Linked DNA regions of Mus musculus: region 1 is linked to region 2. The links are chromatin loops, found by intact Hi-C in ENCODE. Cell type or tissue: heart. All regions are shown on one strand.

Region 1 (4,000 bases), 110 kb after region 2:
TTCCACAGAGTGAGTGTCTCGAGGGACCCATGTGTAGTGACTGTTCCTGACAGGAGTTAATGATCTACCTGGGATTAAGTAAAGCAAGATTTTGCTCTCAGCTAGCCTTTCCTTGCATTGTGTGTTTAGAAGCTGTGAACAGTTTGATTTTTAGTTCAAGGGCAAAACAACCTGGAATCTTCATTGCTACCCAAACCCAGGGAGCTTACCTAATTTTGGTGGATTATCTACGCACTGAGAGTTTATCCCTTGATAATTAAACAAATACATAAACAAAGAAAACCATGGACAACAGGATTGTCACTTAATGGCTGTGCTGTAAGGACAGATGAGCTCTCTGAGGGGGTAAGGTCCACAGAACGCAGCTGTGGTCCTCTTGTAGGCGGGCACTGTAAGTGATGGCCTGTATGTCAGGCAGCTGGCCTCTTACTGAGCTGTACAATAGATATCTGCCGGGAACTGCCAAACCATAGCCTGCTACTTGCCTTTCTTCTGTTTTCCTGTCCTCTTAGTAAGAAACATTCTCAAATGTTGTTTTTGTTTTTGTTTTTTTTTTTTTCGAGACAGGGTTTCTCTGTGTAGCCCTGGCTATCCTGGAACTCATTCTGTAGACCAGGCTGGCCTCGAACTCAGAAATCCGCCTGCCTCTGCCTCCCAAGTGCTGGGATTAAAGGCGTGCACCACCACGCCCAGCTTCAAATGTTTTTTGAATTACATTTTATTTAATTTTTAAAACTGTGTGTGTGTGTGTGCTTGCATGCGCACGCACGAATGCATGTGCTGGTGTGCATGCCACAGTGTGTTCCTGGATGTCAGTCTCCACCTTCCACCTTGCTTGAGATAGTCTCTTATTTATTGCTGTGCATACCAGGTTGTTGCATGCATCAAGTTAGCTGTCCCACGGGCTTCTGGGAAATCTCATGTATCTGCCTCCCACCTAGGAGTTCTGGGATGATAAACACACGCTAGCACATGGGGCTTTATGTGAGTTCTGGAGATCCAATCCTAGATCCTCAGTTTCTGTGGCAAGTGCTTTACCCATTGAGCCACTTGTCCTTCATTAAAGGGTTAAATTTTAAACGGTCATGCTTTCAATTTGAAGTCCGGTGTCTGAAAGTGTGTGATGGAAAATTCAAGAAGGAAACAAACTTTGAATAATCTTTATTGCATTATGCTGTTTGATTATTATATATTTTAAAAAACAATTCCACTTGATCATTAGTAGCTGCAATCTCTTACTGTTCCTTGATTCTGAAATTATATTTTATCATGTACATGCACAATATGTATCATGTACAAGCCTGGTGGCTTGGGATGTACTTGTTCACATGGTGCACACAGTTGCGCTCATCTCTGTCTCATCTCTAGTGTGGCCAGACCCTGGGGGGCCAGCAACATTTGTAGGCTTTTTCAATCATAGCATTGACAGTAGAGGCTGAGTAGCCAATCTCCACCAGGGAGTGCTTGATTACAGCCTTGGAGCAGAGCACCAGGTCCCGATTATCCCTCTGCAGCAGATCACTCTTGCTGGCTGTAGGGAGTTTATTTACTCGAGGATCTTGTAGTCATTTGTCTCCTTCAGGTTTGCAAGGCTGGAGTTGACACTGGGATTGTACATATGTCCTTTGGCTGTTGGATGTCTCACTTCTGCCTCTGCAAGCTGGTGCTCGTGCTCAGCCAAGGAGCCTTCAGCTCCGCAGTGCATGTCTGTTGCTGCTGTACCAGGGAACGAAGGTGCTTAATGCGTTTGTGGCTTGGTAGCTCATCTTTGGGCATCTCTGGGCTGCTGTACTGGTTCCTCCAAGACTCCACTGCACATAGGGCACATGAGATTTTCACCAACACCCCCTTGGAAACAGGTTACGTCATACCTCATGTGTCATATCTCGAACACAGGTCCTTCTAGGTGGTGGGGGCACGTTCCCTTTCACAGAGCTCCCACCCCTTGGCACTTCTGCTTAGTGCCACTCAGGACTAACACTCCAAGTGTTCCATATTAATTATTCCCCGACTGAGTCTTGCTTCCTAGTGACAAGTTTCATGGCCAAGGGATGCGTGTGATGTCACAATCAGGGACACTTGCCCTGGATAAAGCCTGGGTTCTCCCATTGAGGACCTGGCCAGGAAACTCACTGGCTTGCCATAGCCTTTCCTAGATGGCTTCTGTCAGAGGCCAGGCGGTCAGAGGGTGGGGTGGGTGCTAGGTCTTAGTCTTTCTCCATGGAGGAAGAGGGTTGAAGATACTGACCACTCACTCATATTCTGCTGGTGCACATTTGGGCTAATGTGCATGGATGTTAATCATAACACCCTTCCCCTTTTTCTGGCACGATTTGTGAATCTGAATGATCTTGTGAGAGCTTTTAGTGCACTCAATAAAAGCCCATTTCTAATTTCTTCTCAGTTAATTTTAAAATTTTGTATTTGGTAAGAACCAGCAGACGGATTTTAGTATCTGCATTTCTGCGCCCCCTAGTGGACCTTTATATCAGTTACCAGGCAGTGGCCTTTGCCAAGTTTCTGGTAAATGTGGGTGGGTGTCTTCTTAGGTTCTAAGGTCATGTGCTCATTCTGTCTATTAGTTTTGTTGCCAGCCACGTATGGACTCTCTGAGAGGAATTTAATAAAATGTAAGTTTGAATTGAAAAAAATGTCGGCCCCCGTCTGCAAAATCTCTCATGCTAACCGAAGTCAAAGAAACCTGTGCAGAGACAGCTAGCCACTCAGCTCGTGTGTTAACGCCATGCAAGATGCTAAGTTTTATCTTACCTGTATGATTATGTCACCTGCATTATATATGTGTATCATGGTTGGCCCTGCTGCTGCAGCCACTATTCGGCAATGAGCGCTCTAAACCACTGGGCCATCTCGACAGCCTCCTACGAGATGCTGACACACACAGTCCAGGATCAGGGCTAATTTCAGCTCCTGGAGTCTTTTGTTTGTGAGAACTTTGTCATCTGTTTTCTGAAGCCATGGTCATTAGCAGGACTGGCTGGTGAGTAAGTCCCATGTCTTGAGCAGCTTCGACTCTGAGCCTCTCTCTGCTGAGGAAGCCTCACTGTTCCCTCCCTTCCCCATCTCTGCAGCCTGCTCTGACCTGGCCCTTAACCCGCAGCTCTTCACTGTTTTTCCTTTAGATTTCCTAATTGGTTTGGAAGGCCCTCATCCTTGTACAGTGTCCCCCTCCCCGCTCCCCTCCCCGCCCCAATACATTCACTTATGAATCTAGTTATGGCTTTTTTTTTCTAGGTGATGATCGTAGTCTTTGAAAATTTTACACAATGTGTATTATTCATATACATCACACTTTTTTTTTTTGTCTTTGTTTTTGAGACAGGAATTTACTAAGGAATCCCAGGCTGGACTCAAATTTTCCTGGTAGCTCAGGTTAGTCTTCTTGAACTCACAGTAATCCTCCTGCCTCAGTCCTCCCTCCTCAACAGTTAGTTCTAGGATTAGAGATGTGTGTCATCATGCTTAGCTAAAATAAGACATTTGAAATATATCACAAATACTTACACAGTTGAAACCGCAGGCTTTGAAAAAAATATATCATAAGGTAATGGTTTAAAATAAAGTTAATGAGTCATTTTTTTTTCTTGTGCCATTTGAACCCAGGGCACTATACATGCCAGGAAAATGCTTCTCCACTGAGCTGTATGCCCCAACTTCATTTATAGCTCTCAAAAGTACCATTTGCTAAATTTTGTCAGCATAGCTACATTTTTCCCTTGAGGGGGATTGGAGGGACAACCCTAATATTACTAAAAGCAATCTTAAAATGCGAAGCTGTTTTCAAAATGTCTTTTTACCCCCTTTGTGGATAAAGCACAGGAAACATCACATTTGGTTCACGATGACCATAAACGGCTAGAGCCTGTCTCTCATATCGATTGATTGATTGATTGATTGATTGAATTTTGAGACAGAATCTCACTTATGTTACCCCAGCTGGCCTAGAACTTTCTGTGTAGATCAGGCCTCAAAACTTGGATGA
Region 2 (4,000 bases):
GCAGGGAGGCTGGCTTGTAGTTGAACCCTTCTCCTCATTGATACCCGGGTTGCTATGCAACTCAGGCATCAGGATGTTGACAAGACCTGAAGCAGAAGGAACTGTTCAGAGCCTGGCCCAGACTGGTTTTCTCCAGTATATCATTCCCCAGAAGAGAAAAACCACTGGCTTGCCTTTGAAAATGATACTTTTGCCAGACACAGTCTTAACATAGCTATAGTCCCAGCACTCAAGAAGTAGAGGCAAGAATTCAAGGCCTGCCTTGGCTACATAGCCAGTTCAAAGGCTAGTCTGAGCTATCATGTAAGACCCTATAGCAAAAGCAAATAAGCAAATCTGGTCCATATAGTGCGTTCCAGGATAGCCAGGGCTATCCATAAGCCACTTTTGTTAGGTACAGTGGCACATACCTGCGATTAAAAATAATAATCATTCATTCATTCATTCATTCATTAAAAAGCTACTTTGAGGGAACTAGAGAGATGGCTCAGTTTGCTCTAGAAATCCTGAGTTCATTTCCCAGCAGCTACTTAGTGGCTCACAACCATCTCTGATGGGATCTGATGCCCTCTTCTGGTCTGTCTGAAGAGAGCGATAGTGTACTCACATACATACAATAAATAAATAGATCTTTAAAAAAAAAAAAAGCTACTTTGAAGGCTGAGGGCATATCTCAGTGGGAGAGTGCTTATCCAGTAATCTATAAGCCCTGGATTCAGTTTCCAAAATGGAAAGGTAGGAAGGAGAAAGAGGGAGGAATTTTTTATATTGTAGTATCTGAGAAAACTTGCACTTTGTCCTCAAAGTAAGTTAAACTTTAACTCCTGGCCTACTTTGAAGGTCTCTGTAACTCTGCTGGCAGAGCTGGGCTCTGACTCTGTCACAACGGGACGGGACGGTGATTTTTATCAGCAGCCCCAGGGCCCCCAGCCTCATGCCTGCCTGCCCCGTGGCAATGCCTGCAGTTGAAGGAGCAGCAGGATGCACTGCAGTCAGACCCTGTCTCAGAACTAAGGACTTACTGATAAGTATACAGCTGCTGCCTCAGTGGTCTGGGAACAGCCTAGCGATGCCCACAGGGAGCCTTCACACTAACCTCCCTGAGGCTCAACAGCAGTACTGAAGGAGACATTTTGAAGGAGCCGTGGGAAATCTCAGCTAGAAGCAGTGTGGAATTCTTTGGAAGCCTAATGGTATTGGCAGTTTTTAAAAGGTGCCAAGGTGTGGCTCAGTGGCAAAGAACTTGCCTAGCATGTGAGAGAAGGCCCTGGGTTGGAATACCACCACAACAAACACACAGCAAACAAAATGGTTACCACTCAGGCTGGAGAGATGGCTTAAGAGCCCTTCTGCTCCAGCACAAGGGCTAGAGTTCAAATCCTGGCATCCGTGTCAGGGTAGTCACTTACAAGAAACTCCAAGGAAACTCTTTTTAAACCCGTAATTGGAGCTGGAGAGATGGCTCAGTGGTTAAGAGCACTCACCAACTCCTCTTCCAGAGGACCCAGGTTCAATTCCCAGCACCCACATAGCACCTCACAACTATCTGTAATTCCAGGTCCAGGAGATCTGACACCCTCACACAGATAAATATGCAAACAAAACACCAATGCATATAAAACAAATACATTTAAAACCTGTAATTTTAGGTGCTAGAGAGATGGCTGAGTGGTTAAGAGCGCTGACTGCACTTCCAAAGGTCCTGAGGTCAATCCCCAGCAACCACATGGTGGCCCACGACCATCTATAAAGGGATCTGATGCCCTCCTCTGGTCTGCAGGTATACTTGCAGACAGAGCACTCATATATCAAAACAACATAAAAGCAGTTAATTTAAAAACCAGATTATCTGTTTTAAAAACTAATGTATATGAGAGGCTTGGGGGGGCGTCTCATAAGTAACCCCGCTTCATCACAATTACGTCATAAAGGGGGACGGGCCTTTATATGTCTGTGGGTGTGGATATGGATGTGGTTGAGTGTCCATACCTACAGTAGCCAGCAGAGGGAGCCAGATCTTCTGGAGCTGTAGTCACAAGCAGTTGTAAGCAGCCCAGGGTAGTGAAAGACATCAAACCAGTCCTGCGGAAGAGCAGCAAGCGTCCTTAACCACTGAGCCCTCTCTCCATCACCCCGGAAGTAATATCATATTTATCCAGACTGTCTTTCACAGGGCCATGATTATAACTTCTTATTTCAGAAGAAAACCTTTGAGGTCCTGTGGAGACAGAATTTCCTGGCCCCCTTGCCATAGAATGTGGGGGACGCCTGGGCCCCAGAATCTGGGCGCAGAACCCTGGACAATGTGGAGGGGTCTTGAGTTGTTCCAACTCTACCTGAGAGCAGGGCTGTGGTGCAGGATCAAAGAACATTCTTTGGTTTCTCCTGGTTTTGTTTTGCTTTCATGTGACCGGGGTACTTTGTGTTCAGAGAGGTTTCTGCTCTTGTAACGGAAGCCCTGCCTGTCCATTTGCCCTTTTCTCTGTATGTCCAGCATTTGATTGGCAGTATTAAAAGCCCTCGTGTATCTATACCTACACAAGATACTTCCCATCTCTTCCCTCTACCCTGCCTTCCCACCACACCTCAGTCTCCTCATGGTTTTGTGATGCTGGAGATCTAACAATGCGGTCACCACGCTGGGACCGCTCAAGCACTGTGCTGCTAAGCTGTGTCCCCACTCTTCTAGTGTGGGGTTCTTCGAAAGTTCCCTCGAGTGTTCTCAGTGGTGAACTCTCAGGGTTCATTGTCTGTTACTGTGTCCACTGTTCTCCAGGCCATGAGGAGCTAGAACGTGAGACAAGGGTCTTATACATCTGGAATAACAAATCATGGCCAACACCAGCTACCGATTTGTCCGCAGTACCGTGTATTAGTCAGCTTCACATCGCTACCCTGAATACCTGAGACAAGTTACCGATAAAAGGGAAAGGTTTCTTTATCTCGTGGTTTTCAAGGTTCAGGGTCCAAGACTGAGGAATGCAAGGGACGGCTACTTTAGCCTCTTATACAATGGTGTACCCTGATGGGAGAATGTGTAGGAACAATGTCCCATCTTAGGATGGGAAGCAGAGAAAGATCAGACAGGTCCCCCATTTCCTTTTGTGGACACATCGCAATGACCCCAGGAAGTCACTCCTCTTAAAGGTAGCAAAAGGAGGTAGTATAAAACCGCATCCCAAATGCTTTCTCCTCTCACCTGAAGAGTGGGGTAGATGCAGCAACAGAACGGGAAGGAAGGGGACACACTGATAGAGCTCTCAATTTCACAGCTTTAATTTTCAATAAAGAAAACTACTTTTAGCTAGAAATTATGGAGCAAGCCAGTAATCCCAACACTTGAGCGATAAAGGCAAGAAAATCAAGAGTTCAGGGTTATCCTTGGCTATAGAAGGAATTGGAGGCTAGCTGAGGCTATGGGAGACCCTGTCGAAAGAAGAAAGTTTTGTTTTGTTGGTTTTTTGAGGCAGGGTCTTAACTTGTGTGCTGGCTGGTTTTGTGTGTCAACTTGACACAGGCTGGAGTTATCACAGAGAAAGGAGCCTTCCTTGAGGAAATGCCTCCATGAGATCCAGCTGTGAGGCATTTTCTCAATTAGTGATCAAGGGGGAAGGGCCTAGCCCATTGTGGTTGGTGCCATCCCTGGGATGGTAGTCTTGGGTTCTGTAAGAGAGCAGGCTGAGCAAACCAGGGGAAGCAAGCCAGTAAAGAACATCCCTCCATGGCCTCTGCATCAGCTTCTGCTTCCTGACCTGCTTGAGTTCCAGTCCTGACTTCCTTTGGTGATGAACAGCAGTATGGAAGTGTAAGCTGAATAAACCCTTTCCTCCCCAACTTGCTTTTTGGTCATGATGTTTGTGCAGGAATACAAACCCTCACTAAGACACCTTGGATCCCTGGCTGGCTTGGAATTTGCTGGAGAGACCAAGCCAGCTTCTGTCCACTAATCGCTGGAATTAAAGGCCTGTACCACCATGCCCAGCAAAGTTTTTAATAATAG

Evidence for each region. A loop is a pair of places that touch in the nucleus more often than their neighbours do. Peaks named below come from ENCODE experiments on the same cell type or tissue, not always from the same donor. Only the 100,000 strongest peaks of a DNase experiment are listed, where the experiment ranks them.
Region 1: it touches region 2 in a loop (6-fold over the local background); 18 of 42 quality-filtered maps call a loop at or near these places.

Annotation. Positions count from the first base shown.
Region 1 is chr19:24,151,946-24,155,945 of GRCm38, reverse strand. All of the region lies in intron 2 of Tjp2 (tight junction protein 2), which reads left to right. Among named protein-coding and RNA genes, the nearest start is that of Tjp2, 71 kb to the left of the region's middle. In heart, a CTCF peak has its summit at 2,479 (motif pointing left); no DNase peak of the experiment used is centred here.
Region 2 is chr19:24,263,186-24,267,185 of GRCm38, reverse strand. The region is part of intron 4 of Fxn (frataxin); the gene reads left to right. Among named protein-coding and RNA genes, the nearest start is that of Fxn, 15 kb to the left of the region's middle. In heart, CTCF peaks have their summits at 1,773 (motif pointing left) and 1,995 (motif pointing right); a DNase peak (open chromatin) is centred at 2,005.